Regions from separate parts of the Homo sapiens genome. Here region 1 is linked to region 2. The links are chromatin loops, found by intact Hi-C in ENCODE. Cell type or tissue: MCF 10A. All regions are shown on one strand. Links, peaks and the distances in the headings refer to the core of each region. The heading gives the core; the rest is flanking DNA. Region 1 overlaps LINC01622 (long intergenic non-protein coding RNA 1622). Region 2 has its middle 31 kb from the start of LINC01622.

The links. Peaks named below come from ENCODE experiments on the same cell type or tissue, not always from the same donor. Only the 100,000 strongest peaks of a DNase experiment are listed, where the experiment ranks them.
Region 1: it touches region 2 in a loop (2.6-fold over the local background); 1 of 110 quality-filtered maps calls a loop at or near these places.

The regions. Positions count from the first base shown.
Region 1 is chr6:1,074,061-1,090,638 of GRCh38, reverse strand. All of the region lies in intron 1 of LINC01622 (long intergenic non-protein coding RNA 1622), which reads left to right. Among named protein-coding and RNA genes, the nearest start is that of LINC01622, 19 kb to the left of the region's middle. In MCF 10A, for the core only: no CTCF peak of the experiment used is centred there; a DNase peak (open chromatin) is centred at 7,918.
Region 2 is chr6:1,123,549-1,140,126 of GRCh38, reverse strand. No RefSeq gene overlaps it. Among named protein-coding and RNA genes, the nearest start is that of LINC01622, 31 kb to the right of the region's middle. In MCF 10A, for the core only: no CTCF peak of the experiment used is centred there; a DNase peak (open chromatin) is centred at 8,256.

The DNA of each region.
Region 1 (16,578 bases), core at 4,394-12,393, 50 kb after region 2:
AGTGCTTGCAGTGAGCTGAGATCGAGCCACTGGACTCCAGCCTGGGTGACAGAGGGAGACTCCATCTCAAAAAAATAAAAATAAAAAAAATAATAATAATGAATAACTAACAGACTAGAGTTTGTAGAACTTTTGATATACATTATTTCATATGATAGAGTTTAAAGTCAAAAGTAACCAGAGAAGTCTTTTAACTTGTACCTAAAACAATTTTGATAACCTATTGTGTTTATGGCAATTTCCTTTATTAATGTCTTCACTCTTTCTTGGGAATCACTACTGCAAAATAGTTAAAAGAATATCTCTAGTTTCACTAAGTAAAAAACCAACAAACCAATTGAAAAATTGTCAAAGGGTAGAATAGCTTATTTATAAAATATAATAAACAAGCCCTAAATGTATGAGAAGGTGTTCAACCTCATCCATAATAAGATAAATGTGAATTCAATGAGAATATCTTTTATCACCTATAAAATGGGCAAAAATTCAAAGTGTGACAGCACATTCTGCAGATGAGGCCATAAGAATAAATAGATGTTTACACAATCTGCAGGAAAATGTGCTAATTGAAGGGAAATCCAGGAATGTTACGAAATCATAAAAGCTGAAAAATCAAGAATCTTTCAACCTGGAAGTACCACCTCTGGAAATTTACCCAACAGATACACTTACACATAGGAAAAGATGAACATCAAGATCATTCATGACTGTACTGTGTGAATAGACAAGAACTGAAAGTGTCCATCAATCCTGAACTGGTTAAATCATGACACAGTCATGTGACAGAATATGCAGCATAAAAGAATGAGAAGGATTTGTATCCTGCTATGGAAAGAGCTATGAGATATATAAATAACAGAGAAAAAAAGGTGTGTAGAGCATACTACATTTTGTGGAAGGAAGGTAGAAGAAACAAAAAGCATATATTTGCATGTGCTTGCATTTTCATTAAAATCTCCAAAGGTATATTCCAGAAACTACTAAAAGTTGTCAACTGCGTATTAGAGTTGGGGTCAGGAGTGGGCAAAGAGAAAACAGGCAGGACCAGAGTAGAAGCAAGACTCCTTACAGCATGCCTTCTAGAATTTTTTTTTAAACCAGGTGATGTGTTACCTATGTTGAAAAGAAACTAAAGTCATTCAAAAATAAAAATGTGGGCTCCAGAATGAGCTTTCCTGGGTTCAGATCGAGTCCCTGTCACTTAGCGGATGTGTGGCCTCTTAGGCATCTTATGCCTCTTGTCATTTATTTCCTAATCTTTGAAATGGGAATAATAATAGTGCCTAAATTACGAATTTGGAATTCAAAGAGGATAGCACTTGAAAAGTATTTACAAGGGTGCCTGGCACCTATTAAGCATGTAATATAGGTTTGCCATCATTATTTCTAAGCCAGTGATTCACTGGGAGAGGCGACACATTGGATTTGAGGAGAAGTGCATTCTAAGAAGATTAGCATTTAGAACACCAGTTATTAGGTTAGAAAAAAATTAGAAATGAGTTTTATTAAGCAGAATAAATCTTGATCTTGAGAATTAAACTTGAACTATGATTTTAAGAGGAGGTATGTAAATATATTTTTCATTCAGAATAAAACTACAGTGCTTAAGACAAAGTGAGCAGTTACTGGATGAAGCTTTGCTAGCTAAAAGGCCTGAGGCTTGCTTAAACAACAGTAATAATACTATCTTTTGTTTTCACATTACTCCGTATCATCTTTTATTGTATATCATCTTACATGTATACACTGTCTCATTTACTTTCCTTAAGATATTCCACCCAGCTGTGTGAGTTGGCATTTTAAGTGCTTATTGGCAAATATGACAGTAAAATGAGAACAAGTCAGGGAAAGAAGTTTCCAATCTCTGTTTGTACAACCTTAAGCCAATCTCTACCACCTCAACGGGCGGCGTCCCTGCAGATGGTACAGAAGTAGAGATGGCAATAAATCTAAAAGCTGAGTAAGCACTATATAAGGAACATTCATTTAGCAATTCAGGATCTGCTTATTTTAATTTGATCTTGTACTGTGCCAAACACTGATGAAACCACGATGAGTAGAATATGGTCTGTACCTTCAGTAGCTCAGAGAGGGACTGGTGTGTCCACAGGTTACCATGGTGAGAAGCTCAGAACTGCAGTGCAGATATGTGGGAGGTACAGGGGTGGAGGAGGGAGGGTAAGGGTTTCACAGGTCAGCAAGACACTTGTTTGGTTCAGGTGAAAGATTTCCACCTTGGCAGGAAAGGAGCAAAGACTTTGGAATGTAGCTTTGAATCACTTTTGGGGCTTTATTAATTTTTGTGAGACTCAACTTCTTCATCTGTTAGATGGGCTGATAATTCAACTTTCAGAGAAGTTATGCAAATTAGAAATAATGTATAGGTAAAGCAGCTAGAACCGAGCCTGGTATACAGCAGATACTCAATGGACGGTAGCAGTAATGATGACTAGCCACTGGAATATAGGGTCCTTAGGGATGGGGATTTTTTTTTTTTTTTTTGAGACGGAGTCTCCCTCTGTCTCCCAGGCTGGAGTGCAGTGGCACAATCTCAGCTCACGGCAACCTCCGCCTCCTGGGTTCAAGAGATTCTCCTGTCTCAGCCTCCTGAGTAACTGGGATTACAGGTGCCCACCACCACACACGGCTAATTTTTGGTATTTTTAGTAGAAACGGGGTTTTGCCATGTTAGCCAGGTTGGTCGTGAGCTCCCTATCTCAGGTGGTCCGCCTGCCTCGGCTTCCCAAAGTGCTGGGATTACAGGCATGAGCCACCGCGCTTGGCCGAGGATGGGAATTTATTTGCTGGTTTTATTCACTTTTATATGCCTCAATGTTTCTAGAACAATGGCATTTAGTAAACATATGTTAAAATAAAAGGATGATGGAAGGAGACAATAGCAGAGAAAACAGCACATGTAAAGGAAATGCCCGCTTAGTCTGGAGGTAGCAGGGAAGTCACATGGTTGGGCACACACCTGTGCGTGTGTGCGCATGGGCTGGCACTCGTCGGGAGAGAGGCAAGGGCGGGGCAGCGAGGAGGTGTCTCTAAAGAAATTTGAACAGCAGGTCCTGCCATCAAGTCGATCTGATATTTTAAGAGACATCATCCATAACATCACTTTTTATAATCCCCAAATACTTGCTTCTGGAAGGAGAGAAGATCTGACAGGAGGTATTGGGATTTGGTTCTGTGATCTAAAAGAGCCATAAATCTTAGGTTCTTTTTAACTAGTGCAGCCCAGGATATAAACACTGTAACTGTATTTGGATTTAAGTTCCGCCTCTTCCTGTGAAGCGAGGAGCTGCTTTGCAGGGGAGTATGAAATGCACACAGGCAATCTGCATGTTTGGCGTTTTCAAGGTTCAGAGTTACCTGATAAACCAAAATACTTCAGGCCTCAGCTTCCTCAAGCTGCTAAACTCTGCCTGCCACAGCAAGTGTGGACAAGGTGATTTGAAGCCCCCTTTAACCAGGTCCCAAATGACCTAGGACATTTGGATGTGGAGGGTTGATCCTGAGTCTAGCTTTGACTAAACTTAGAAGAGAGAGACTGAAGGTAAGAAAAGTTAAGTTGTTCCTGCTTTTACAAACGCTTCTCAGGAAAGCCCTCTGGTTCCAGAAATGCTGTGGATAAGTAATCTGAAACCTCTCCAAATCCAGATATCTCTAAGCGCTAGGAAAATGTTAGCAAACATCCTTTTAAAACAATAACAGTTAATATATAGTGAGCACTTGTTAGATACTATACTAACTACTTTATGTGCTTTATTTTGCTTAATTCTCCATGGGCCAACAAGCAGAACTATTCAAAAAATGATCCTGAGATCTCAGTCTACATGATCTAGGAAATGAGCTGGCTGGAACTGGAGTTTCCCCGCCTCCTCGAAGGAGGATGTGCACCTAAACTCAGTTTCCCACAGGACCAGCCGCAAACATTCCCCAAGAGGAGAGCTGCCCCTCTCCCCAGGACCCATGTTCCCTGGGTGCCAGGCAGCTGGCCTTCCTCAGATGCCTTCTCAGCTCTGCTGGCATCTAGACCCCGACGGCCTGGCAATCGAGTGGTCCCCCTGTCTCCTTACTGGAAAGTGGTGTTCGTGTTCATCCTTCGAGGAGATAGGACACTCAGGTCAGGACTGCAGCCCACTGCATGGCAAAGAGCTTTGTCTTTGCATTGGTTCAGTTTTCCATAGGATTATGAGAAGATGGAGACCCCTATGCCTTTGGGGCCTGACTCCTAGTTTCTAAATTTCCCCAGTAAATGCCATTCCTTAGTTTGCACTATGTGGTGTTGTAGAATCTATCCCAGTGCCCATTGAGCCCCATCCTTGCAGCAAATGTATAAGTTAGGAATTACTATGTTTAGTTAGAGATGAGGAAGTTGAAGACACAGACAAGTTAGCTAGTAAGTGGTAGGATTTGAAACCCAGTCATCTGATTCCTGAGCCTGTGATCTCAGAGAGGCTGGTAAACTCAATGGATCTGGCAATTTATAAAGGTCTGAATGAGTGCTCAACTCTTCAAGGAAGCACCCATGTGGAAGTTCACATCTAAGCACAGGTTCCAATCTCAGCTGCAGCACGTAGCCTAGATTTAGTCTTCAGTGGTGCCTTTTACTTTCTCCTAAGTCTCAGGCTCATGGCACCTTGGGGCCAGCTCCATGGAGAAAATAAGCTGAGAAAAGGAAGGAAGCAACATGGCTGGGTCTACAGAGAAGACGCAAGCTTCACTCTCACTCACTGCATGTCCAGGACAAAGCATGGGAGACGGAAGCAAACATCTTTTTAAATGTGGAGCTGAGCTTGCAAAAAAGTATGGGCTGCTTCCGGGATCAGAATAGAAAAAGGAGCCCATAGGCTGAGGCAGGCTGGGGGTGGGTGGGTGGCATCCCAGGGACGTAGAGCTTGGGCTTGCAGCCGCTCAGCGTAAGCGAGGTGGGCGCTGAGAACCGTGCTTGAATCCTGCCTCTCACCAGGGCCATTAGGGATTGCTGTCTCAGTGAGCGAGCAGCATAAAGGAAACGCCTCCCATCAAACAGCTATGGTAACACTGGGCCTTTCTGCCTTTTCTGGACTGGGAGTGGACAAAAGTCTCCCCCGGGAATTCTCGTCAATGGCCCTGCAGCACGTGGAGGTGAACTATGCAGATTCAGAAGAGCTGGGAAGCTATATTCATAACAAGCTTAACATTATGGTAAAACATCATTATTAAGAATTTTTAAGGCACTAAACAATAAGAAAATAGGCAATTCTATTTTCTTTCAACCCTAGTAACATCATCTCAATGTATTTAAAGCAAAACTTGACAGGCTTACAAGGAGAAAATGGAAAAACTACTAACTTAGTTATCCCTAAATTATAATAAACTCTGTGAGGGAAGGCACCTCAAAGCTTTGCTCACTGTTTACTCCAAGGGGCTAGAACAGCAGGTGCTTGATTAATATTTGTTAAAGGAATTGGCAAATAATGCCAGAAAAAAAAAAAAGTCAAGGATTTTGTCCTGGCCCTTCTGGAGCCACTTAAGGTGGTTTGAAAGATGACAGAGTAAGTTCCCATTCCCAGGGGACGTGTCACCAGAGGCCAAGTGCCCCGTCACTGGAGGGTATCAATGGAGGCTGTGCAGTCCAGCCCTGGAGGGATTCATGTTGCCTCCTGGGATCTCTATAGAGGAAATTCAACCACCCAAAGGAACAAATTAGTTCTATGATCATGTGGCTTATTTGGATATGGAGTAATTCCTTCTTGGCGATGTCCCATGCTCAAGAGAGGGACAGTCAGTGACAATTTGGGCCTTCTGGGGTGTGTATGATCTGGCACACAGCACACTCCTAAGTGTGATGTTATACAATCTATCCCCTTCATTCATTAGCAATGAAAGGTTTTAGAGCACAGCAAGCGCATTTCTATGCTGTTTCTAGCTATGCAACTAACAAAGTTGACGCTATTAACTGTATATAGGCAATTCTGCATTCCCCTAGTAGAATACACACATTCTAGTCAAGCCCCCACGGGACGTTGCCTAAAATTGACCAAGAACTAGCCTGAATGTAAATCTCAATAACAAACAAGAATTAGGGCCAAGTGTGGTGGCTCACACCCGTAATCCCAGCACTTTGGGAGGCTGAGGCGGGTAGATCACGAGGTCAGGAGATCGAGACCATCCTGGCTAACACGGTGAAACCCCACCTCTACTAAAAACACAAAAAATTAGCCGGGCGTGGTGGTGGGCGCCTGTAGTTCCAGCTACTCAGGAGACTGAGGCAGGAGAATTGCTTGAACCTGGGAGGCAGAGATTGCGGTGAGCCGAGATTGCACCACTGCACTCCAGCCTGGGCAACAGAGTGAGATTCCATCCCCAGAAAAACAAAACAAGACAAAATACAAGAATTAGTACGCACTAGATTCTCCAGCTAATATCCAGTTAAATCAGAAGTTAACAACGAAACCCACCACCACCCCGGATGGAATGATGACAGTTCCATAGTTTCCTTTGGGATCCTTGCCCTATTCGTTTTCTCATCTTTGTCAGGTCCCCCAAGTCCAGTCCCTGCACACAGGAGGCAAGGTGGGCATGTCTGTCTTGTTTTCAGCTTTAAAGAATATGACACACGAAGGGTGTGGTTAATTGTGGAATTTTCTTTTCCTTTTTTTTTTCTGAGACGGAGTTTCACTTTTGTTGCCCAGGCTGGAGTGCAATGGCACGATCTCGGCTCACTGCAACCTCTGCCTCCCGGGTTCAACTGGTTCTCCTGCCTCAGCCTCCCAAATAGCTGGGATTACAGGCATGTGCCACCATGCCTGGCTAATTTTTTTGTATTTTTAGTAGAAATGGGGTTTCACCATGTTGGCCAAGCTGGTCTTGAGCTCCTGACCTCAGGTGATCCGCCCGCCTCAGCCTCCCAAAGTGCTGGGATTACAGGCGTGAGCCACCACGCTGGGCCCAATTGTGGAATTTTTGTAGCTGTGTTTTCCAGGTTAAGGAATTTCCCCTCTATTCTTTTTCCCTGTGTTTCAGTGAAACAACATTGAAATGTATCAAATGTTACGGTTTGACAATGCTGAGTGGGAAGTATATGTGAGTGCATTACTGTATTTTCTAACTTTTTCTATACACTTTCAATATTTCACAATTAACTAACAAACAAACACACACACATGCTTTTCACCAGCAAAACGCCCGCTCAAATGTCCTTCTTAACAATAGCAGCCAGTATGGAGCACCAGCCACACACAGTATTTTTAGATGATGCCTGTTGAGTAAGAAATTTATTCAGAAAAAAAAAAAGGAAATGAGCTCCAATTTTCTTGTACAGTAGTATGTTATGATACTATGGGTCATACATTGTATAAAGCGCCTCTCAGTTATTGGACAGAAAACTCCTGAAAATTAGTTTGGGGCCACCTTGATGCTCAATTGGCATCTATTTTCATGTGTTTTGCTTACTTTATAGTAAAATGAGGCCTTTGGGAAATAATGGTCATAGTACATCTACTCTATGTGATACAGATAATAACTCATCTATTTAAGTGAAGTGATAATATTAACAGTATTTATTATATGTCAACTATATGTGTGAAATAAGAGTTCAAAGCACAGACCCTGAAGTCAAATCATCTGGGGTGAAATGCCATCTTGGTTGGTTGCTTCCTGGTTATGTAGCCTCTAACAAGGTACTTTGCATCCCCGGGCCTCTGTTTCCTCATTTGTAAAGTGGGCATAATGACAGCACCTAGGTTTTAACACCGTGCGAGGATTATAAGCCAACAAAACATGTGAGTGCCAATGCATAACTCACAGCGAGTGAGAGAGTCCGGTGCTTCCCAAGCCCTTGCTAACTGCCAGGATCTGCGCCCAGTGCTTTGCCCACGTTGTCTGCATTAATCCTTCAGTGTCTTGAGAGATATCCCTCTATTATGCCTACTTTACACATGAGGTCATTGAGGTTTGTGGTTGCTTAATCCCTGCCTTATGACTGGTGTTGCTCATGTATAGGATCTGTTTGATGCTGCCTCCTTGATTAGAAATAAATCCCTGATTTTTATCATTGTTCCCATGAGAAAATATTATCCACTTTGCAATGATTTACTTACGGTGGTGTTTTGGGGAAGGCACTCAAGCAAACCATGAAATGAAATGAACAATTCACTAAATCAAATAAAGGAAAAGGAATTACAAAGCCAGCAGGGCAGAGTGGAATGGAAACAGCATCAACCTGAGAACCAGGACGCCTGGGTCCTGCTCCTGGTTCTGCCTCAGATTACCGTCTGTGAAATGACAGGCCTCGTGCACATGGTAATCAGCTTCCCTTCTATCTGTGTAAGCAGTGGCTTGAGAACGAGGGGACCAGAATCCTTGTTCTTGTTGCTTCATTTCTCTGCCTTCAGATTTCTTGCCTGTCACCTTAATGGATTGAAGCCAGGAACTTCAAGACTCACTTCCTGTTCTAATATTTCCTTTGCCAGAAAAATTATTCCCTTTATCAGAAGTTATATGTCTCAGAGGTTTTAGAAACAATCAGGTCTAGTGCTGAAGAAGTAGCAATGCTGAAAAAGTTTACAGATTTATTACACAGTCGTTAGTGTGCAGTTATTAATTTGGGGAAATGTCATGGTTAAAGGCGGCTACAATTTTCTGAGTATTGTGTTATGATGTCGTTGCCATGCGTGTTTTATATCATAGGGACATTGGGAAAGATTTACATTTTTTTTTTTTAGGAAAAGTAAGAACATATTACTTTTGTTATAACACTTGATATTCCTATTCTGTGAGATCCTGCATGCACACTACACAATTTGGAAAACATTTTGCAACAGATGGCATAAACAGACCCAGATGAAACTGATTATTTAATCAGACTAACCTCTTTCCTTGGCTGATGACATGCACTTTCCAGCATTCCAATTTGTTATAACTTTAATCAGTTTGGACTCCCTTGGTTTTAAAGTATCTATGTCATAAACAGTCATATGTAGGAAAAAGATTTGAAATCTCTCCAAATCCAAATGTGAAGCTTTTCAGCCAAGCTCTAGAAGGAAAGAAAATGTGGGAAGAAGAGCAGATAGGCAGCCAAGACGGGCGACTCCGAAATGTCCGATTTTGCCTTTACTGGAGCTATTGACTTCATTCGGGACCCAGGGCAACTACTCCTGCTTACCTAGGTCTCATTTATCCCAACTGTAAAGTGAGGATAATAGCCATTTATGTACCTTGAAGGGGTAAGGCTGCGATTAATTAGTTAATGTGCTCAGTGTGCTTTGAAGTGCTAAGTGCTATTAAGCTTCATTTAGATTACCCTAATAATTTCATGAACTCGGGGTTCTTTCCACCAGCTGAGCAGCTGGGATCTCTTGATCAGATTTTTCAAATGGCAGAGCAGTTTTAATGCAAACACCTCAAAACTGGTTCGTACTGGTACTTCACATTAAGAAAAAGAGTTAAACCCTTGAGCAATTACCATGTCCCAGTGTACCAGAGGGCAGGATAATCTCTTCATGATAATGGAGGTAAATATTAACACCTTTTCCCCTTTCGCTTGGTTCCCTCTCCCCTAGTCTTTTATATCTCTTAGAGTTTCACAGTCTGAAATGTTTGCAACAGAAATTCAGAGTCATGACCTTACACAGCTCAGGAACCTGCTTGGCAATAGGCTGGCCGTGATGCGCCATGCTCCCTGGTCCTGAGCGCACGACATGGGGGTGTGGGTGTCTCGGCCGGGTGCTTACTGTTGCCGCAGACACAGTTTCAACCGGTAGGGAACAGGGGTCTCCGTTTATCATCTAAGCCCCCGTTGAAGAAAACCCTAGAAAGAAGATGGAGGTTTCGAACGGGCTTAGTCTGAAGAGGCACCCAAACTCTTTGAAAACAGCTTATTGAAACACACTGGAGCTGCACATATCAGAGCTCGCTTTCTTTCAGGCGCTTCCTGGAGGTCAAGTAAGCGGTGGGGTGGCCAGGCAGGGGCTGGCGGTGCAGCCGGGGCCCACGGCCCGCACACTTCGCGATGCCCGGGGTCCGAGCACACATTCTGCAAGCTGCCTGGCGCCAACCTGCCCCCGCCCCCAGGGTAAACCTTTCCCAGGCGTGCCAGGCAGGGGTCCGGGAAAGGACAGTCAGGGCCTCGGCAGTGTGGTCCGTGGCTTGGGGAAATGCATCCTTCCCACCGTCAGTGGTCTGCCCTCCTCGCAAACAGGCAGCGGGTTTAGAAGTGGTTCCAGATCCATCAGCGTTGTGGGGAAAGTTGCTGATAGGAAGAGAAAGTCAGTGGATTCCACGTCCCGGGCCAGGCCCATTGGCTTGCAGGAGAAACTTAGTTATTCAGTCTGGTCTTTGCTCATCCAGTCTAAAAGCTACCCAGGGGTCCTGGGCAGCAACGTCAGAAAATACTTAGGGATAGAAGTGCAAGTTTTATTTAAAAAACAACAGACACTGTTGAGGGTGGAGGGTGAGAGGAGGGAGAGGGGCAAAAAAGATAACTGTTGAGTACTGGGTTTAGTACCTGGGGGATGAAAGAATCTGTACGACAAACCCTCGTGACACGGGCTTACCTATGTAACAAACCTGCACATGTACCCTCGAACATAAAATAAGTTAAAACAATGTAACTGAGGAAAATAAAACTCATAAGAAGCATAGTCCCTTTCTTACCTTTCTCCAGTCCTTTAATTTGGTTCCTTTGGATATATCTTCCACGTTTGTGGCTCTTATTTGAGGATTGCGTGACAAGGACTACTTACCTTTTTTATTGTATTTAATCAGTACTTTCTAAATCAAGATACAGGAGAAAATATGTTCTGTTTTTTAATTTAGTAGGCTAGCGTGAATTTGATGTAGATAAGACACCCTGGCTTGGTGTTGCATTCTCTGCTGGATAAACATTCCTGGCATATGTAATGTGTGTATCACGGAGATAGCACAGGGAGCCGAGCTGCGATAACTTGCTGGGCCTTTCTAACGAGTGGGTTGAGTGATTTCACTCCAGGCCTGTCCAGTGGTGCATGAGCTGAGGGTTTCCCATGGTCTGATTGGCAGGCCTGACTCTCTGAGAGTAGCCAGCCTTTCTGCTCCTAGACACTTGATGTGTTTACACAAAAGTGATGGGATCAATTCTATCTGGAACAGAGCAGCCCAGCGTAAAGCATCTGAAGGACAGAGGCTTCGGGGATGAAGATTCCCCTAAACCACGTTATTAAGTACTTTTCGTTTTGTTTAAGACGGAGTTTTGCTCTTGTTGCCCAGGCTGGAGTGCAGTGGCGCGATCTCGGCTCACTGCAACCTCCGCCTATGGTTCAAGTGATTCTCCTGCCTCAGCCTCCCAAGTAGCTGGGATTACAGGTGCGTGCCACAACAGCCGGCTAATTTTTGTATTTTTAGTAGAGACAGGGTTTCACTGTGTTGGCCAGGCTGGTCTCGAACTCCTGACCTCAGGTGATCTGCCCACCTCGGCCTCCCAAAGTGCTGGGATTACAGGCAAGAGCCACTGAGCCCAGCCTATTAAGTACATTTTTAAGAGGAACAATTCACTACCATGGCATCTATTTTTAAAAGTCTGTAACTGTTAGAAATAGGCCTGAAAATGATATTAGCCTACACAGACGCATAAGTTAACATAAATTGTAATGAATACCTTTGACAGAAAAATTGGAATGCAATAATTGATACGGGAAATGAGTTTAGTGAGTCTGTCTCACTTTTCTTGCTGTCTTCCTGGGGCTTGGACAAAATCTCCATTTTTTGTTTCAAGTCTTTGCACACTTTTTTCTAAAGTGATCAGCGTATATTTTCCTGCCTTGCTACACTCAATATTATTGAACCTAGTTAAATTGTTTTCATTAATAAGCAATAGAGCCAACTTTAGCAAGTCTCTTCCTAAGAGCTGCTAAGCCCTTCAGGACTCTGGCTGGAGTCCTCTCCTCTATCTGCTGTCCTGGCTTTACCCTTAGGCAGAAGGGTAAAGTTGGTCTCAAACTTTTGAGTAACCAAAGGAGCAGGAGTGGTAAGATCTGCAGAAAATCCACACCCTGGGTCATCGGGATGAAGAACTAATTATTGTCAGAGGGAAAAGTGAGCCCCGCAAGACAGGGACAGAGTCTTGTACACAGTGACTGTACGATGCCGGCACCTCCAGATGGGCTGAGCCCGAGATAGTTTTTTGCAGTATTACCCACGAGCACTGTCAGCCCCTGGGATGTGACTACAGTTGTCACAAGCAACAAAGGGATTCCACTGCTTGGGATTTAACAGAGACCAACATGACTGTATCCTTATGTCTGAAAGAGAACACCATGCCTTCATACCTCGATTAATTAAATGAGGCAATTGTGGGAAATAAATCCCACAGTTGGGGCATTGTCTTTCCTTCTAGGCCCCTTTCTCAAGGCTTCCAGGCCTGTCCTCCTGTGCTCTGTGCTGTGTGCAGAGCTCGTGTTTCGTTCTGTTCTGCTCATCGCCCGTGACTGCTCCCCCCATCGTGGCGCTCCGTCCTTCCTGCTGCGCCTTCTGAGTTTTTCTTCCCCAGTTGCTGGTTCAGGCTGCGAGGCCTGAGTCTTTCTCACCTACACATGTAGAGCAGCGTTAGCTGTGTGCTGCCCAGATCCAGAGAACCATTTCTCTGCCTTCAAAACATTGTTCAAGGACTGCTGCCTGGCCTGCCCCGGAAACATGCTTCTATCTTCATGGAACTGTGGGTTTCTTTGTTGCCTGGCCATCGGTGCTTCGTTGCAGTAGGGGCTGTGGTTATGGCCGGGGTAGGCACAGTGAATTCCAGATTGGTCCACGCTGAAGAAGGCTCCTCGATGACAGAAAAGTTGGAGAACACAGAATAAATAAATCTTGTGCCCCTCTTTCAAACACTCAGTGATGTCGGCTGCCAGCAATTTCCCCGTTTCATCCCAGAGTGTGTTTAATCAAGTGTTTCTCTCTATTGCACTGTCTGGGAGGAACATTTTTTCTCCAGTTGCTGGGCAATATATGTCCTGATGACTTGAATATCCTCCCAATCGCACCACGTATGTTGAAAGGAGGCTTTCTATTCACTGTTTCCTAATGGTGGCATTATTCATCTCTGTTTCAGATAAGCGCCTAACACAATTTTTGGTTTGGTTCTGCCCTTTTGAAGGAGAATTGTAACTCTTTTCTGCTTATAGAGTTATTGGGAATATTAGGGTAGCAGCCCTTTGGAATATTTTTGTCTTAACACAAAGCAGAACGGAGAAAGTGAGCTTAATGTCACAAAGAAGTAAGACCCGTGGTGGGAGCAGGAGCTTGCCTACGCAGCCTAGCAGCCCGCAGCTAGCAGCTCTCACTGGGCCCCCTGGCCCAGCAACCCTGGCCTAGCTCAGCAGTGGCTGCACGCACCCCAGAGAAGCACAAGATCCCGCGGGGAGCCTGAGAACAAGTTCGTAGCTTATCTAAGAAAGCCGTCAGTGTTGATCAAGGGTATGGCTTCTGATAACATTTTCACTCCAACTCCAAACAGAATGACCTAACTTGCCACTCCTGTGAACGTCTGAAGTAGGTTTAGTCACAAAGAAGAAAGTACTAGAACCCTTGCAATAATTTTGTTTGTTTTCATGCTTATTACTCAGCATAGGTCTAGAAAAAGGCTGGCAAACTTATTCTGTCAGGGACCTGGTAGTAAAGATGTTAGGCTTTGTGGGCTGGGCTGTACGAATACCCAGCTCTGCCGTGCAGCCACAGACCATCCACAAGCAAATGGGCTTGGCTGTTTCCCAGTAAAACTTTATTTATAAAAACACTGGGCTCCTGGGGCTGGATTTGGTCTGTGGCCAGCAGTTTGCTGACACCTGGTCTAAGAAGACAAGTGTATAATGTTCTCTAAACACCTCGACATGGGCTTTGCTCAGTAGCCAGGTCTGGGTCTCTGCTTTCTAGAAGCTCCCAGAGGCCAGGGCGGAGTAGGGCTGTGTCCCTCCCATGAGCTGTGGGAGGGCTGCTCTCCGCCCAACAAGGTCTCTGCCCTACCTCCCTGCCCTCTGTCCGGAATCCTCTTCTGCTTTCTACCCAGAAATTCTCAGAGTGCAAGAGGCTGGGCTCCTGGGCGCAGCAGGAGCTCTGAGTCTTTCTGGTTCCTACATGACTGAACTAGGCATTGGAGCCTCTTCCCCGTTGTCTCTAAACCTAGATTTTACTTCCTGAACTTCTGGAACATGAAGCTTGCGCTCTATCAACCAAACCTCGAAGTCTCCCAATTATAAAAGAACAGCAGGGCCGGGCGTATTGGCTCATGCCTGTAATCCCAGCACTTTGGGAGGCCGAGGCGGGCAGATCACTTGATCCCATGAGTTCGAGACCAGCCTGGCCAACATGGCGAAACCCCATCTCTACTAAAAATACAAAATTAGCCAGGGGTGGTGGTGGGCGCCTGTAATCCCAGCTACTCAGGAGGCTGAGGCATGAGAATTGCTAGAACCCAGGAGACAGAGGTTGCAGTGAGCCCAGATCACACCATTGCACTCCAGCCTGGCCAACAGAGATACTTCGTTGCAAAAAAAAAAAAGAAAAAAAAAAGTAGAAAATCTAGGACCATTATGTCCATGGAGAATCAAACAAGCTCACCGGAATGTTTTTGAACTTTACACACATTTGCAAACAGACTGAAATAACCTGAGTAGGAGACTGGTGGGGCAGATAAATAGTTACTAAATGATTTTGAAGTTCGACTTTGAATAGTTACCTGAATAGACTTTGTTAGCTTTGGTAGATAATATATTTGGTAGTTAGCCCTGTATTCCTATTGTCTTTGCTATTTAATATAGCAAATGTTCAAGAGTTTAGGAGACTAGGAGGCTATGGAAACACAAATCCTGACTTTCGTGTGTTTCCTCCTGCAAAGTGCTCTTCCTTGCTTGTGTTAACAGGAGTACAACAGGAAACCACGTTCCATTAGATAGCAATCCTGGGAAAACCATTGAAAGAAGAAACATTCTGAGCATGCTTTGTGAATAGAAGAGTGGATTTAAACAAATTAACCAACATTTAAATTCCTCATCTGTGGGTTATTGCCAGAATAAATTCAGTGCTTGCCTTGGCCAGAGTTTGTTTGGTTTTAAGGGGCCAAACCCCACCACAGCGTAGTAAAAGGAAGCCTTACCAGAAATACACAGGAAGCCTCTGGGACCAGGGGCAGGTGCAGGAGCTGGAAGGGGGCTGGAAGCAGCGGGGCTCTCTCCTGTCCTCCCTGCCTCCTACCCCAGGTCTCTCCTCTCAGGCTTAACATGGGGAATTGTACATTTTCCAGCATTTCTTTGCAAACCAGCCTTCTCTGCTTGCTTCTTGGTGTGCTTAGTTCCTAGTGGGCATCCCCAGAAGATCATCTCATTTCTAGAATCCTCACACCTCAGAGAGGGTCAAAAACTTAGAAGGACCTTCATATTTGTATATCAGGTTAATAAATATTTATTAATTTGATGGCTTGACAGATTGAATAAGTTTGGTATCTAAAGATAACCAGAAATTTCTTGGCCAAACTTGATATTCCTGGGATGGAGAAGCTACTTGGCTGGACTTGAGCCAGTGTCCAAGATTTGTCCAGCCAGCTGTGAGGCTGTGACTCCCTGCACCATGGGGGCCATACCTTGTATCATCAAGAGGGTTTGCAGAAGAGGCCTGGGCATCCCAAAAGGTACCCACTCTTGTGCTTTCACTTATTCTCAACACCAGGTTACCGAAATCAATGAGCTATCAATTTAACAAGTGACTTAGGTCATGTCACAGCCCAAACAATTTGGTGGGCTGCTAAGCTAGATGCTCCTTAGACCCTGATGTATGTGCAGTTGGTGATCTCTTGGCAGAAGGGGAAGCGTGGACTCTAGTGAAATAGTCTATTCCCATGTCCAGCCTGGACTGTTCTGTCGCTGATTCACTACAAGGCTACATTGGGGCTGGGGAGGGGGGGACATTCATCGACTTAAGACAATTTGCCTTTTAGGACCATGTAAGTTTAGACATCGTGCTATGTCATGTTCTGGACTAGAACGCTCCACTAGAAAGACAGGCGTTGACCCTAAGGGCACTACCCTACAGTAGGGTGGCCATTTGTCCTGCCTTGCCTTGGACCATCTCAGTTTTAGCACTAAAAGTCCCATGGTCTCGGAATTCCCTCAGTCTCAGGGAAGCTGGGATGGTTGGTCACCCTCACCTACACTCAGCCGGAGCCATAGAAGTGTGGCTGTGGGTAGCTGGCCCTGTTCTCATCCAGACAGAGAGGACCATCTCCAAATATGATTCTGAAAGCAGCCTCAGAGCTAGGAATGCCCTGTTGAGGCAATGGCTGCCTCACTGCCTATTTTCCAGCTCACACTAGCAATTTCCTTACTTCCCAGAGGCTGCACCCCACAAGGATTTCGATTCCAGGAACCATACTTGATGCCTGGTTTGGCATCCTGGCCAACTGACCAGGAACCGGCTCTCACGGGCTGTATCCTGCCCAGTTTCAGAACACTGGGGGCTGCCTTAGTCCATGTGGGCTGCCATAGTCTGGGCAGCTTATAAACAACAGAACATATTTCTCACAGTTCTGAAGGCTGGAGTCAGGGTGCCAGCAGAGTTGGTTCAGGTGGC
Region 2 (16,578 bases), core at 4,378-12,377:
TTCCATTACTTCTCTCCTGGCTTTTATTTTGCCATTGTTTTACATATATTATAAATCCAAAATATAGTGGAATTATTTTCATTTAGATTGTCAATTATCTTTTATGCAAACTTAAATAATGAAAAGATCTCATCCATTTGCCCATGTAGCTACCATTTCCAGTGCTCTGTGCTTCGTTTTGCAGGTCCCTGTTTTGATCTGGTGCCATTTTCCTTCTGTCTGAAGGACTTTGGCGAACATTTCTTCTGGTAAGGAAGTCTTTCAGCTTCTGTATGTCTGAAAACATCTTTATTTCACCTTGACTTCTAAAATATGTTTTTTTTGGCTAGGTGTAGAATTCTAGATTGACTATTGTTTTCTTTCAGTACTTTAAAGTGTTCCTTTGCTATCTTCTTGCTTGCATTTTTTCAGTGAGAATTCTGATATTATCCTTATCTGTGTTCCTCTGTATGTAATGTGTCTGTTTCGCTGGCTGCTCTTAAGACATTTTCTTTAGCACTGGCTTGAGCATTTTGATTACAGTATGCCCTGGTGTGGTTTTCTTTATATTTCTTGTGGCTAGTGTTGATTGAGTTCCTTAGATCTGTGGATTTATAGCTCTCACCAAATTTGGAAACGTTTTAACCATTTTTTCCTCAAATATTTTTCTGTCTAGACTCCAAGTATACATATCTTAGGCCACTTGAAGTGGTCCCAAAGCCCAGTGATACTCTTTTCAATTTCTTTTGTTTCTGTTTTCTCTGTGCCTATCATCTGAACAATTTATATTGCTACATCATCAATTAACTAATCTTTTCTCTTGCCATGTCTCATGTGTCATTACATTATAGTTAGCAAAACTATACTTTTTGTCTGTAGAAGTTCAATCTGGACTTTTTTATACGTTTCATTGATTTTTAAAATTAATTTTGGAACATTTAGAACATGATTATAATAACCGTTTTAATATCTTTGCCAATTCTAATATATGTCAGTTCTGGGTTGGTTTCAATTAATTGATTATTTACTCTATTAATAATTATGTTTTCCTGCTTTTGCATAGGTCTGTTAATCTTTGTTGGAAACTTTACTTTGTTGGGTGCTAAATATTCTTGTATTTACTTTTACTATTAGCAATTGGAAATAAGGCCCATCCACAATCTTCATCATTCACCTGTCCAAACTGCAGCATCAGCTCTAAGCATTTCTCATTATAGGTGGAGCCGATGGAAGCAACTGGTTAAGGAAAGAGCTTCTGTTGCTTCGGTGTTCTGTGTCTTTAAGAGATGTCGTTCATTTCTTCAAAAAATACTTAACTGTGCAAGGTGGGATATGTTGGTGAAGAATGCAGACACGGGCCCTGCCCGCATGAAGCTCTAGGAATGCAAGATCTGCATTTAGTACAGAATCACAGGCGGGAGCTATATACAAAAAGGACAGAAATTCAGGGCATGATGAGACCACCTAACAGAATAATGTAGTTCAGGCAGGTGGACAGTTAAGCAGTGGGAAAGACCTGACAACATTTTTTATTTTAGGTCATCATCCAATCTATGGTGTAAAAAAAGTGCAGCTTGGCAGCATTTTGGAATTTATAGTACAACAGAGGAACAATGGCGATTTAGCTGTTCGGTGTTTTGAAAAATATATTTTCTGATTCCAAATACCTCCTTCCTTCCTTCCTTTTCTTTTTTTTTTTCTCAGAGTTTTGCTCTTGTTGCCCAGGCTGAAGTGCAATGGTGTGACCTCGGCTTGCCACAACCTCCGCCTCCCAGGTTCAAGTGATTCTCCTGCCTCAGCCTCCCGAGTAGCTGGGATTACAGGCATGCGCCACCACACCCAGCTAATTTTGTATTTTTAGTAGAGATGGAGTTTGTCCATGTTGGTCAGGCTGGTCTCGAAATCCCGACCTCAGGTGAACCCCCTGCCTCGGCCTCTCAAAGTGCTGGGATTACAGGTGTGAGCCACTGAGCCCGGCCCACCTCCTTTCTAACTTGGGTCATTTCTGACTCCTTCAAATAACAAGAATATTCTTTTCAAATCTGGGGATGTATTCAGTCCACATGGTCATAGATCTTAAAGAAGTCATTTTATCCTTCACTTCCCCTTTTGCTGGGTGTTTCCAAAGTCTCCTAGAACTGAGCTAAAACAGTACACTTGACTACTAGAGCTGAAGTTTACACACAATTCTGCAGTGTAAAACTTTTGTTTCCAGTTCTGTATCCTTTAGACGAATTATTCTCCTGTGCTACAAATTCTATAATCTCAAATTTCTGAATATACCGAGAACGAGTGATACCAGGATTTAAAGCGGACCACTGGGGGGTTCATTAGAGTTGAAGATGCTGCGATTAGGTAATATCCCTCTGAAGGATTTTTGCAATTCACTTGATTATACACAGCCATAAGCTATTTTTTAAAATCCTGTTTGCTGGCCGGGCGCGGTGGCTCACGCCTGTAATCCCAGCACTTTGGGAGGCCGAGGCGGATGGATCACGAGGTCAGGAGATCGAGACCATCCTGGCTAACACAGTGAAACCCGTGTCTACTAAAAATACAAAAATTAGCCGGGCGCGGTGGCGGGCACCTGTAGTCCCAGCTACTCGGGAGGCTGAGGCAGGAAAATGGCTTGAACCCGGGAGGGGGAGCTTGCAGTGAGCAGAGATCATGCCACTGCACTCCATCCTGGGTGACAGAGCAGGACTCCATCTCAAAATGAATGAATAAATAAATAAATAAATAAATAAATAAAATCCTGTTTGCTGTAGATAAAGAAAGTCATATTATTTAAGGTAATCACAAAATGCCACACTGCACTGCAGACAAAACTTAGTGTCTCGCTCAGCCAGGTTCTGAGTTGCTTTGTGTTTATCAAACAGGAGGGCATTCGGTGCTCCTGCTCATATACCTACTTGTAAACGTCTCCACAGACCCAGTTCATGCCCCCATCTCAAGGCATGTTTGTGTCCTGTTAAAGTGGTGACCTTATCTTTGTTAAGTGTACGCATATGGCTTGAAACACATTAATGACTTTTCAAAATCATTCAGGTATTTGTGTGGTAATTTCAATTAACTAGATTTCAAAGCAGGTGGGCATGCCGCCAACAGACGGACCAACCCAGGGGTGGAATTCTGGCATTTTCTGTCGCATACCCCATGCCATTAAGGGAAAGTGTTTCAAACAAAAAGGAGGAGTCCAATTATGCCAAGTTGTAAAAGGGGTTTTTTTTTAATGTTCTGTTTTTACAGTAACTTAAGGTTTTGTGCCAAGCCATAAATATTTCTAATTTTAGCTCAGATCATTAATCTCAGACACTGTATGCATCTTTGTCTATTCAATTCCTAAACTCTACATTTTGGAACAGCCTGGAGAGAAGTAGCAGGTCCTCTAATTATCTGACTCTGCACTTGTTCACCAACAGTGCTTCTGACCACTCACAGTTAATCCGCGGCAGCACAGCCAGGCGCCTGTCAACTCTAATGGATTCATCACTATTAATAAGTTAGGCGCCTAATTTCCTACGAGTTGGCACTAGCAGTGACGCTGAGAACAGATCACATGTCTCAGCTGACGTGCTGATTCTTCCCTGCTGAAACGGACCTTTCTGCCAAAGTCAATGAGAAAAACTGACAGTGCTGGATGAGTAACCCTCCATCTCATGCAGGGCATTTGGCAGCTTGCACCCTTTTGCAAAACACAGCACGTTTTTAAAATTCCTCCAAATAACGATGATAATAATAGAGATACTTATCGAGAGGGACAAGACTGGTTTTCATATTTTCTACCAGGAGCCCACAAAAGTAGAACTGATGTTGGCAGCAGCAATTTAGGATCACTTGTCAGTGTAGATCGATTCTCAAGAGCCTGCACCACACTCCACTGCCTGCGTTGTTGGCCAAACAAATGTGTATCATTGACCTAAGTTGAAAGGCTAATTTCTGGTCTGTTGGAAAGGATCGAGCAACTGAGAATGAAGGCCTTCAGCAAGGCTCTTAGCCTCTTGGTTATGGAGAAATGTCTGGAGAGCTGTATACTGGTTTCTATTTGCTCAGTAGCCAGACATGCCTCCTCAAAGTAATGATGTCCAGAGAACTGATGTGATTTTGCAATTTTACTCTCTAGATGACCTGGGCATGCTCTGGGCATTAAGTGCTAATTCAGAAGATGTGTACTCCCAGGAGAGACAGAAGGGTGATGCTGAGACAGGAGACCATCTCTGGCACCCAAGACAAAGCACTGGGAGACACAGCTCTCCTTTGTGTTACATCAGAGGCATGGAGAAATAGGCCATAAAAATTCAATGACCCAGCTTCGCCGGTTGCAAAATTCAGATGTCGCTTTTATAGGGAGGAGTCACTGAAGTTTCAGGGCTCATTCTACTTATTAATTTGTGGAATAAACTGAAGGCTAAAGAAAAGAAAAAAGATATGAGGTTTTTTTTTAAAATACCATCTTGAATTCTTACTTTTTTTGCTGACAAATCCACGTTATGTCTTTAAGTTCAAAAACATTTCAAATTCAAATGTTTGTTTTAGAGTTTAGAAATGCATTAGAAATTTGTATACTACCCAGAATGATCTACAAATTTCCTATCAAAATACCAATGGCATTCTTCACAGGAAAAGAAAAAACAATTCTAAAATTTGTGTGGAACCACAAAGACCCTGCATAGCCAAAACAATCCTGTCCAAAAAGAACAAAGCTGGAGGCATCGCACTACCTGACTTCAAAGTCTGCTGCAAGTCTAAGTAACCAAAACAACATGGTACTGGCGTAAAAACAGACACATGGACCAGTGGAACAGAAGAGAGAACCCAGAAATAAATCCACGTATTTATATCCAGCTGATTTTCAACAAAGAGTCCAAGAACATACACTGAGGAAACAATAGTCTTGTCTTTGTTAAGGCCTCAAAAGCACAGGCAACAAAAGTAAAAACAGACAAATGGGATTATATCAAACGAAGAAGCTTCTGCACAGCAAAGGAAAAATCAAAAGAGAGAAGAGACAGCTGGAGAATGGGAGAAAATATTTGTAAACTATTTAATAAGGGATTAATATTCAAAACATACAAAAACTCAAACGACTCAACAGCAAATAATAATAATAATCTGCTTAAAATATGGGCAAAGGAGCCACATAGACACTTCTCAGAAGAAGATGTACAAATAGCCAATAAGTATATGAAAAAATACTCAACATCACTAATCACCAAGGAAATTCAAATTAAAACCACAGTAAAATATCATCTCACCCCAGTTAGGATAACAAAAAGACAAAAAGTAACAAATGCTGGTGAAGATGTAGAGAAAAAGGAAAACATTATGAGAAACAGTATGGAGGTCCCTTAAAAAGCTATAAATAGGACTACCAGATGATCCAGCAATCCCTCTACTGGGTATATGCCCAGTATGGATTTGGATTTCTTTTCAATCCAAGGGAAAGGAAATCAATATGTTGAGGAGACATTTGCACTTATGTGTTTATTGCAGCAGTATTCACAATAGCCAACACATGAAATCAACCTAAATGACTGTAACAGATGAATAAAGAAAATGTGGTACATGGTACATATATACAATGGAATACTATTCACCAAAAAACACAAATCCAGTCATTTATGCCAAAATGGATGAGCTTGGAGGACATTATGTTAAGTAAAATAGGGCAGACACAGAAAGACAAATACAGCATGTTCTCATTCATATGTGGAAGCTTAAAAATTTGAAAGTAGGCCGGGCACGGTGGCTCATGCCTGTAATCCCAGCACTTTGGGAGACCGAGGCAGGTGGATCACGAGTCAGGAGTTCGAGACCAGCCTGACCAATATGGGGAAACCCTGTCTCTACTAAAAATACAAAAATTAGCCGGGCATGGTGGCGTGTGCCTGTAATCCCAGCTACTCAGGAGGCGGAGGCAGGATAATTGCTTGAACCCGGGAGGCGGAGGTTGCAGTGAGCCAAGATCGCGCCACCACACTCCAGCCTGGTGACAGAGTAAGACTGTCTCAAAAAAAAAAAACACAACAAAAATGTCTAGGAGCAGAGAGTAGACTAGTGGTTACTGGAGGCTAGGACGGGTAGCAGCAGAGATTGGATAGGGAGAAGTTGGTTAATTAATACAAAATTACAGCTAGGGAGGAGGAATAAGTTCTAGTGTTCTGCAGCACTGTAGGGTAACTATAGTAAACAACCATTTATTGTATTTTTTCAAATAGCTAGAAGAGAGGATTTCGAATGTTACAAACACAAATAAATGATAAAGATTTGAGGTGACAAACTGCTAATTACCCTGATTTGATCATTATACATTGTATACATGTATCAAAATATCACATTGTACCCCCAAAATATGTACAATTATGATGTATCAATTAAAAATATAGACTTAAACATTCTTATATGTTAAATGAAAATAATTTAGGAACAGCTATACTCTAAAAGAAAGTGTTCTGATCATATTCTATAAGAACAAGAAAAAGGATGAGAATGTGAGGGAAAGTTGGTTTCTGTGATAACCTCAAGTCTAATTAGAAGCAGTAATACATTGAGGCAGTCACAGAATCGTCTGTTCTAGTGATACACCAAGAAAGAAGTATTAATAAGTATTTAATATGGGTGTTCTATAAATTATCCCTCTAAAGTTTTTGTACTCTTTTGAGCTTCTTGAATATGTGAATTTCTTTCTCAGCAAATTTGGAAAATATTTGGCCACGACTTTTCAAACATTCTTCTAGAACCCTAATCGCACGCACTGCATCTATTTGAGAGCTTTTGGTTTGGTTGCTGAGGCTTCTTCGCTCGCTTTCTTTTTATCCCTTTTTCTCTTTGCTCTTCAAATTGGTTAATTTCTATAGATTGAAGTCCAAGTTCACTGAATCTTTCTTTTGACCTCTGCACTCTCCCGTTATGCCCATTTAGTAAAATTTTCATTTTAGATATTGTATTTTCAGATCTAGAATTTCCATTTGGCTGTGCTTTCCTAGTTGTTCATTAATTACAAGTATAATTTCCTTTATGTCCCAGAGCTGAGCTTAAAAATCCTTATCTGTTCATTACAACATCTAGGTGATTCTGGGTCAATCTTCATTGAAACTCCCCTTCAGTTTCTTCGAATATCTGATTTTGGATCCTGTTCTGGATGTTGCAAATGATTTGCTGTAGAGGTTCTGAATTATGGTATATTTCTCTGCAGAGTATTGAATTTCCATTTTAGCAGACAGTTAACTAAACTGGACGGAAACTCCAAACACTGTCTCTCTAGTGTGGTGCCTTCCTCCAAGTGTGGACTCCCCTTACTTCTGCCTGCTTCTCTCCAGTGCCTCCAGATAGTTGTTTTTTAAAAATATTTTGACTAGTGTTTATAGCTGTTACTTCCAAGAGATTTAGTCTGATAGGAGCTGCTATTCTGCTACCAGAACCTGGAAGTCCTTTGCACTCTTTTGAACTATCAAATTTTAGTGATATTCCTACCTCAGGAATCTACTTCTAGGCATTATCGTTTATAAATTGTATCTTTTCTATGGCATGTTTTGATTGAGCTATCAAATCCACGTGCAATGTGCTATGATGGAAAATGCCTGCTGGGGGTGTCAGGAGACCTGCTTTCCCTAAACCTGCTGGCCTTGGACTGCCCACTCCCCCCTTATGGAGCCTGTTGTCTCACGCATGAAGTGTGCAGGCCTGACTGCTGACATTGCTGGAAAAAGCAAATCTCAGTAAAAGATCAGGGGGATGCTTTTATTCTGAAAAAGAAGCGTTTGATGAAATAGGAGTTTTTACATCTTGGTGGGAGATAGGCCGTCCTTGCCCCCCACCCACACCCTTACGTTTAATTTTTAAGCCCAAGTGATGAACTTCTAATTGTAGAAGCAGGTGTACATTTAGGGTTGAGGTGAGAACATTTCAGAGGCCAGGTAGGTCCTCTAGGTCTCTGTGAACATGCACGCACCCCCCTGCCCTAGACACATCTCTCATAAGTCTCAATCTAAGTCAACACTGAAAATAGATCTTAAGGCAAGAATTTTGTCCCTTCTGTATTCTAAATGTAAACTAAACTGTAAGTCCATGTGTAATTATTCTGGCCTGGAGGCTGCAGTGCTATATACACACTGCGGCACTGTGAACACTTCCCAAGTTTATTTAGTGCTGAGTGCTATGCCGTGCATGTCAGAGCTGAGAATAATCCTGTCTGTGGTCTCCACTCCTCTGGGGCATTCTTAGTGCTCTGTGACTAACATGCAGGACCTGTCATGTGAGCCCCAGGAAGGGCTGTTGAATCATGCCAATCTGAGAGGCCAACAACACGTCAATTAACTGGAAACATTAACTAGGAGCAGGGTGGGGGAGGGGAGAAACGTGAGTTGGGGAGAGAGAGACACACACACACGGACAGAGACGGGAGAGGAGAGAGAGATGAAGAGATAGAGAGGAGGAGAGGGAAGGGAGGATAGGCAGGAGAGAGCCAAAAAGATAGAGAGTGAAAGGAAGAGAGAGATAAGAGAGAAGGAAAGATGAGAGGGAGGAAGATGGAGAAAGTAGAAGAGCAGGAAACAACAGTTGGAGAGAGAGAAAGAAGGAGAGAGAGAAAGAGAGACACTGAGCCCTGGGGACAGAGGGAAGGACAGCTGGGCTGGAGGCAGGGGGCCTGGGAGCCTGGTCAAGTCAGTCCATGAGGCTGCTCTGAGACGTCACTGGGGGCAGGGAGAGAGTTATCCAGAACTTTAGTACAGTCTTCTTTCTAGAAAACAGTGCTACCAGAAAGGGCTTATGTCCAGATCTGAGGTGCACTTACTTGTTCCCGAAGATCCAAATCTAAGTTGCTTTTAGATTCTACTCTGTGCTTCCACGGAGTCTACTCTAACGACCTTGGCCAGGTCTCTGGCCTCCATCAAGGAACGACCAGAATTCCTGGGTCTGGCCACAGGTTTTGGCCCCGCCTCAGAGGGTTGGGTGAGGGGGCTTAGCAGGTGTAGGAGAGCTTGCTCTGGGCAGTAGCTGTGGGCCTTACTTCTGTATTTGCCGCAGTATCTGATTTGCCCTGTAGAGCATTTATGTCACTAGGTTTTTACAAAAGTTGCTTTTTGACTTATTGCCTTAGTGACGAGTTGTCAGGTTTTTCTCTGTTTAAGTGGCTACAGCTGAATAGCTCAGGCCAAACTTAAAGCTCACACTTGAGACTTGACGTGCTCAGCTCCTGCTAAAGAGGCTCCAGGGCAGCGCCTGCCTTTCCGGGAAGCTCCCCTGAGGGTCACCGAGGCTGCAGAGAACACCCGGTGATGACTGCATGGATCTCCTTCATCTGCTGGGATTCAAGCTGTGTTGCTGGTGAGGCAAAGGGCCCCTTCTCTCCAGGTTCTAGCACAGCCTCACCACCAGGAGCTCCTTCCAGAAACGATGGTGCTGGCAGCTCTGACTAAACAGTTAGGCCAATAGGGAACTAGAGGAGCTGGGTTCAAACCTCTTTTCCAGTATCTTGTTGGGCTGAGAGCCCTTGGAGGAAGGGTTTCAGTGTGAGTCTGGAGAAAAACAGATCCAAACTCAGCGTCATAAAAACATGCGGTTGGAACACCTGTCCTTCATCTGGCTTCAGGAGAGGGCTACAGGCTTGAAGATGCTTCTCCACAACTCCGGAGAAAGCAGCATTTGCCCTTTGTTTCTTTGGGAGCTGCCAGGGCATGTCTTACAAGAAATCCCTACTTCCACCCCTACTTCCACAGCTGACCCACCACATATGATGTGTGTGTCAAAGATGACCGTCAATAGTTAGGACGTCAGCTGAGCCTGTGGCCTCCATCGGGTGGGAGGTGGTCCTGGTGAAAAACAATAGTCAAATGGCCTCAACCATTCCCTCTCTCCTCGGGAAAGCTGTGATGATGGTGGAGTAAAGGGGAGATGCCTTTCCAGGCCCCATGCAGTTGGTGTTTCTGTTCTTCATGTCGCCAGCTGCATTTCCATTTTGGAAAGGCTGGGCTCCTCAGGTCACTCCTAGGTTCCCATGTTTCAGTGAATTCCGGGACGTGAACACTCAATGCTGAAGGCAATCTGTGCGTGCCATTCTCTGGCATTTTTTTTGTTATTTTATTATTATATATATTTTTGGAGGCAAGGCCTTGCTCTGTTGTGCAGGCTGGAGTGCAGTGTGATCAGGGCTCACCACAGCCTTGAACTCCTGGGCTCAAGAGATCCTCCCACCTTAGCCTCTCAAGTAGCTGGAACCACAGGCATGTACCACCACACTTGGCTAATTTTTTCTTTTAATTTTGTTTTTGTAGAGACAGGGTCTCACTATATTGCCCAGGATGGTCTTGAACTCCTGAGCTCAAGCAATCCTCCTGCCTTGACCTCACAAGGTGCTGGGATTACAGGCGTGAGACTCTGTACCTGGCCAGGAATCCTATTATGAAATAAAAAATTGAGAAAAGAAGAAGGAAACTGGGCGTCTCGGCCAGGACTGTGAGCTTCAGGAGCCAGGGGTGCACCTAAAGTGGCATCTTCATATCCTCTCTGGAGGCTGAGCTCAAGGCCTCCAAGGGGGCAAAGGCCCCAGGGTGCTCATCAATCAAAACATCAGTTGTGTGTTGGGATAGACCTTCTAGAATGTCAAGGAGTAATTTGAAAGGACTGCATTTCTCACCACGTCCCACCCCCCAAACCCCCACCCCCGCCAGTCTGGTGTGTTGCTGCTGAGCTCCATTCTTAGATGTGAAATATCACGCGATGACACTGTTTGTATCCCTGTCTGTCTATGTGTCTCTCTGCAGCTAGTTTTCAACAATACGCTCTTTCATTTGAGTGGAATGTCAAGATTCCTGAGCCAGACCAAGTTCACTTGGGAGAACAGGCTTTCCAGATGTGTGGATGAGAGGCTGGGAAGGGAGGGACGAGGCATGTGCTTAGCGAGCCGGATGGGAATACTTGGCCATGAAGGGCCAGCTCTCTTGGTAGCAAGGCTATGGGGAAGGTCTTAGTGGCTTTTATCTTGAACTTAAGTCACCCTCTCCCCTGTGTTTGGACTGCATTTGGAACGCTTCCAAGACATTTCTATAAAATTACTTTTATGTGTTATAAAATGAAATATGTAGTACCAGGGACAAAGAAGTAACGATAATCACAATTACAGCTGCCACAAAAGTAACATCCAGACATCAGGTTGTGGTTTCCAGTCCTGTCTTCCCTCCGCTGTGTGATGTCAAATGAGCCATGTGGCTTCTCAACACCTACGTTTTCTGTAATACTTATTGATGATCCATCAGCAAATGGTGCTTAATTTCTTATTCACATATTGGAGGAGAATTTGTGACTAATTGTGCACTTTCATTCTTTCTCAGCTTCTAACTACTTGACACAAGCTGGGCCAAACTGGTTCACAAAATGGATGGCCATTGGATAACTCCCAAAATGTATGTTACAAAAGGATGCATAAATGTATAATAAAAACAGCTCTGCGATTGGGATGAGTAAAATATGGCTGCTTAATCTTCATATCACGAAAGGCCATCCCAGGGTTCTCCTCTGGTAGAATTTACAAGATTTCAACTGCAGTAGTCTTCAAAAGTAGGAAAGATACGATAGATGTGAAATGATATCCAGAAGTGGATGGACATTAGGGCTTCACATTTTTCGAAATGTGTCTAAAATTTTTGAAATTTGTTTACAGTCATGCCCTGAAGCCCACAGCCCTGCCCTGTAGCAGACGTGCAGTTCGTGGTCACACCACCCTTTCCTGAAAGACGTGACCATGGCGCAGTGAGAGTGGTCAGTGGTGTCTCTACTCCTTATGATCCAGGGCGCTGTCCATTCACAGTTTCGAGGATATTTGCTGCATGTTCTCAACTCCCTAATCTGAAAAACATCACATATGGTACATGGAAAGTTTAGAATGACAGCATTGGTCTCTGACTTTCATTTTCTCTTTTTCTCCTTTTTCTTTGTCTCTCCCTCCCTGCTCCTCCTACCCCAGTATTCTGCTCTGCTGGCACTCCCCCAGCCCCATCCCCAAACCACACACACACACACACACACGCACATGCGTGCGCACACACATGCGCACACACATGCACATGCACGCACACACGCACACACACACACTTCATTGGTTCTTCCTGCAGTGGACAACTGTTAGGTTTTGTCATTACTGCTGCTGATGGTATTGCTTCACTGGCCAGCATCTGGAGTTCCATTCTGCATGTTGCATGTAGGGAGAGGGGGATCTCCTCAATGTATGAATCTTAGTGGTGGGCAGGGTGCTGTGTCCATTTGTAAAACCCTGAAGGGGCCAGGCATGGCCTCTTCCTTCCCCTGGCATGTTGATGTGGGGCCAGCTTTGGGCAGCTGGATGGCTCGTGCGAGATTCTGAACACAGAAGGAGGTGCAAAGATGCAGAGCTGGCAGGAGGCCGTCTGTGAGAGGGAATGGTTCTGTGGACGGGTCCTTGGCCTCTCCTCGGCCACCCAGATGGTCCTGCTTCCTGCGAATGTCACAAGCTTGCTTCTTGGCCTTCCTGGTGATTTCATAGATACCCAATAGCCTTCCAGGAAACCTTTTTTTCTCACTACTTTAGCCAGAATCCATTTCTGTTATTTGCCACCAAGAACTATGACTAGTACATAGGGGTTCAGACGGTCTTCATTTTCCTCCATTTCTATTTGCCGTGAAAATAATTTGGCTCCTGGTCATTATGGTTTTGGTTGTAGAAAATGCACAGCCAATATGTGGAGGAAGCATAATTCGCTTGATTTAGAAACACAGACCCATCTGCCTGAGGCTGGCATCACAGTGGGACTACTAAAGCTACAGAGGCCCGTGAGTGCAGAGGCAGGGGCGGCTGCTTGTTCACGTAGGCAGTTGTGCTGCTCTCTGTCTAAAACACCCAGACCTCTTCTCCAGGCCACTGCGGTGCGCAGGCCTGGATGGGCAAAGTGAGCAAGGGCCCCTCCTGTGATCCAGCAGACGGGACTCTTTCCATCTCAGTCCCAGTATGTCAAGTCCCACCTGAAACTTTAGCTTTATAGAAAAAGAATCTCTCGTCATGTGCAAATTCTGTTGTCAGACAATGAAAACATCACAGCTCAACTCATTTTTCCTTCTAGGCTTAGTTGGTAGAATTCCTACAGCCAGGCTTGTTATTCAGATGTGTTCATCTTTTCGTCCTGGAGCTGGCGAGCTTCAGTCCTTCTTCCTCATGTGATTCTTTCTTTCTTTCTTTCTTTCTTTCTTTCTTTCTTTCTTTCTTTCTTTCTTTCTTTCTTTCTTTCTTTCTTTCTTTCTTTCTTTCCTACTTTCTTTCTTTCTTTCCTTCCTTCCTTCCTTCTTTCTTTTTCTTTCTTTCCTTCCTTCCTTTCTTTCTTTCTTTTTTTTCTTCTCTTTCTCTCTTTCCTTCTTCCCTTTTTTTTTTTTTCCTGGAGTCTCTGTGGCCCAGGTTGTAGTGCAATGGTGTGATATCGGCTCACTGCAACCTCCACCTCCTGGGTTCAAGTGATTCCCCTGCCTCAGCCTCCCGAGTAGCTGAAATTACAGGCAGGGACCACCACACCCAGCTAACTTTTGTATTTTTAGTAGAGACAGGGGTTTCACCATGTTGGCCAGGCTGGTCTTGAACTCCTGACCTCAGGTGATCTGCCCACCTCAGCGTCCCAAAGTGCTGGGATTATAGGCTTGAGCTACGGCACCCAGCCTGTTTGTTCTTTATGCTGTAGTTTGATTTCTAAGTCTGCGTGAGTTGCAGTATAAAGCATAGTAGTAAGTCTGTGTCTGTATACATGTGTGTACATGCAGTGATGCCAGTACCTGTGCATGGAGATGTCACCAGGGCGTGGCACCACCTGAACCCCACCAGGTCCCGTGTAGCTCCCCCAGTGATGCTCCATGTCCTCAGGGTGGAAATGAGGTCTCTCTTAGTGCAGCTATAAATAAGAGCCCAGGGGCCGCCCCCACTGTAGCTCCTACGCTTTCCTCTTTTTACACGGTATCCAGAGCTGAGTTGGAAGAAAAAAGTATGTTTCTGAACAGAGTATGAATCTGTGTGATCATTTTGAATTTTTGTCCAAGTTAACACTTTTATATATACCGTGTGCCAGACATTGAGACAGAACCCTCTGGTTTGGGCATTTGCATAAAAGACAAGGCTGAATAATATTGGAGACAGGTGCAGGAAGGGAAAGTCAATAGATATGAACTTAAAGTGACAGTTTGGGTCCCTTAAGGTCGCCAAACTAAGCAGCAACTTCTCTGGGCCTTTCCCCCTTATACACAGGCTGTGAGGACCCAGATTTGGTGAGAATGATGGTTCTTTGTGTTTTTAAATCAGCAACTTCTCTGGGCCTTTCCCCCTTATACACAGGCTGTGAGGACCCAGATTTGGTGAGAATGATGGTTCTTTGTGTTTTTAAATCAGCAACTTCTCTGGGCCTTTCCCCCTTATACACAGGCTGTGAGGACCCAGATTTGGTGAGAATGATGGTTCTTTGTGTTTTTAAATCAGAAAGAATCAACAGATAATTGGCATTTTACTCTATTGCTAACTTCCCGGCCAGCAGCCAGACCAGAGTGTCCTGTGGTCACTGAAGTCACCACCTGCTCACCCGCCATTGTGGCATATCCCTGGATTCTTTGGAGAGGTCCCCCTCACCTCCTGACTTCCCATCCCTACCCCTCGTCCGGCCAATTCCGACATGCTCAGACCTCCAGCCTTGGTGAAGCCCACAGCGTGGCACCACCCGTACTTGTGCAAACTTGGGTCACTCCCTTGGTTTTCCAGGACCCGCTTCTACAACTATAGAATGACTGATTGATCTGGGTCAAAACCAGGTGTATTGGGTCCCTTACATTCTATATGACAATGATTACCCTTCTGGACTGAGGGTAGGTGGCAGCTGTGAAGCCTTGGAATGCATTAAAATCCCATTAGGTGGCACAGGGTGTAAACATGAGCCTAAATCTGTTGGGCTTCAACAGGTAAATACTCGACTCCTGGGCAGCAGCTGGAACGTGTTTTCACCTGCCCTTCATCCTGAAAGCTCCCCAAGGACTTTACACCCACCAGAGGCAGTGCAGGCTGGTCCATGGGAGCCCCCGGGGGGAGCGATTTGTTTACCTCCCTGTCTTGGAATTTACCTCTAAGAGAGACCTGAGAACGGGGGTGTGTGGGTTTGTTTGCTAAAATGCTGAGGCTACTAACATCTGTGGAATCATGAACTGTGAACCCAGGTAAATCCCTTTCAAGACATTTCTGCGGGATTCAGTGCTGAAAGCTTGTTAATGTGGAATACTTTAAAGAGGGAGGTGAAAAATTTCAACAGTAGAATTAATACCCCAATTAATCTGTGTTGAATTAGGGGAGCTGTGCATGGTCGTCATTCTTTTCACAGGTGACTCCTTCCCAAGTGCCATCCACACGTCCCCAACCTCCTCCTGGCCTGTGCAATCCCCATGACACTGTCGTCTTTCTTTCTTGCCAACTGGAAGGACTTCAGTCTATTTCTATCAATAGAATGGGGAGAGAAAAAAAGCAAACACAGAATTTTAGTTGCTTTTCAAAAGTACCAAGCCTACTGCTCCAGAAAGGGTGGTGAAAGGAGGTGATTAAAAAATCACCAGTGTTTACTTCCTGTATAGACAAAAGAGGAGCAAATGGTGAGGAAAAATCCTTGAGAAACACTCACCTTTCTCACCCAACACAATGGAGCATAGAACACCAAACGTGCCCAAGCCTACAGACTCAGCCGGTTCAGATGGATCCTGGATCGGGTCCATATAGAAAAAGTCTTGGCAGGGGTTGCCAAAAGGGTTATTGAAAACCAGGGGGGACAACCTGAGAAGGACGTTCAAGTTATCTATTTCCAAGTGAACCATCCATCATAGTTTGCTCAGAAAGTCCCACTTCATGCCTGGTGTTCCAGCGTAATCATTAACAGCACCCAAGTGTGTGCCAGTTTGGATGATAAATAATGTGGCTGCCCTCTCTATAACCCTAGCCTTCAGAATTTTTTTGCTTAGTTTTTTAAATGTTTTTCAGAACTCCCATTCCATTGCACATGACCTGTGCCAATCAGAACTCCCATCCCATTGCACATGACCTCTGCCAATCAGAACTCCCATCCCATTGCACATGACCCCTCTGCCAATCAGAACTCCCATCCCATTGCACATGACCTCTGCCAATCAGAACTCCCATCCCATTGCACATGACCCCTCTGCCAAGTTGATTTTCCTTAAGCACTGCTTTCACCATGCCACCAGCTGCTTTACACCTGCCTGTAGGATGGTGTCCTGCGTGCTTGGGTGATCATGTGAGCCCCACATGGGCCTCACTCAGATATTTGCTCGGTGCCTACTATGTGCATTGTACTGTGTTCATTATCAGTCCACACATCCTTCTAGGATTGCCCTCTTGTTAACCCCTTTAGAAGAGCTCACAGAGCCCCTGAGTTCTACCTATCAGCCCCTTTTGGGTCTTGCCCACCCTTCTAGTCTGAGCTTAGCAGCACCTTTCATGGATCACTTGTGCCCATGCTGCTCCCTGTCTACCCATCATTAATTCCTGACCTTTACTCATCCCTTCTACCTCCCACAGCAGGGTATTGCTGTTAGGAAATTGTG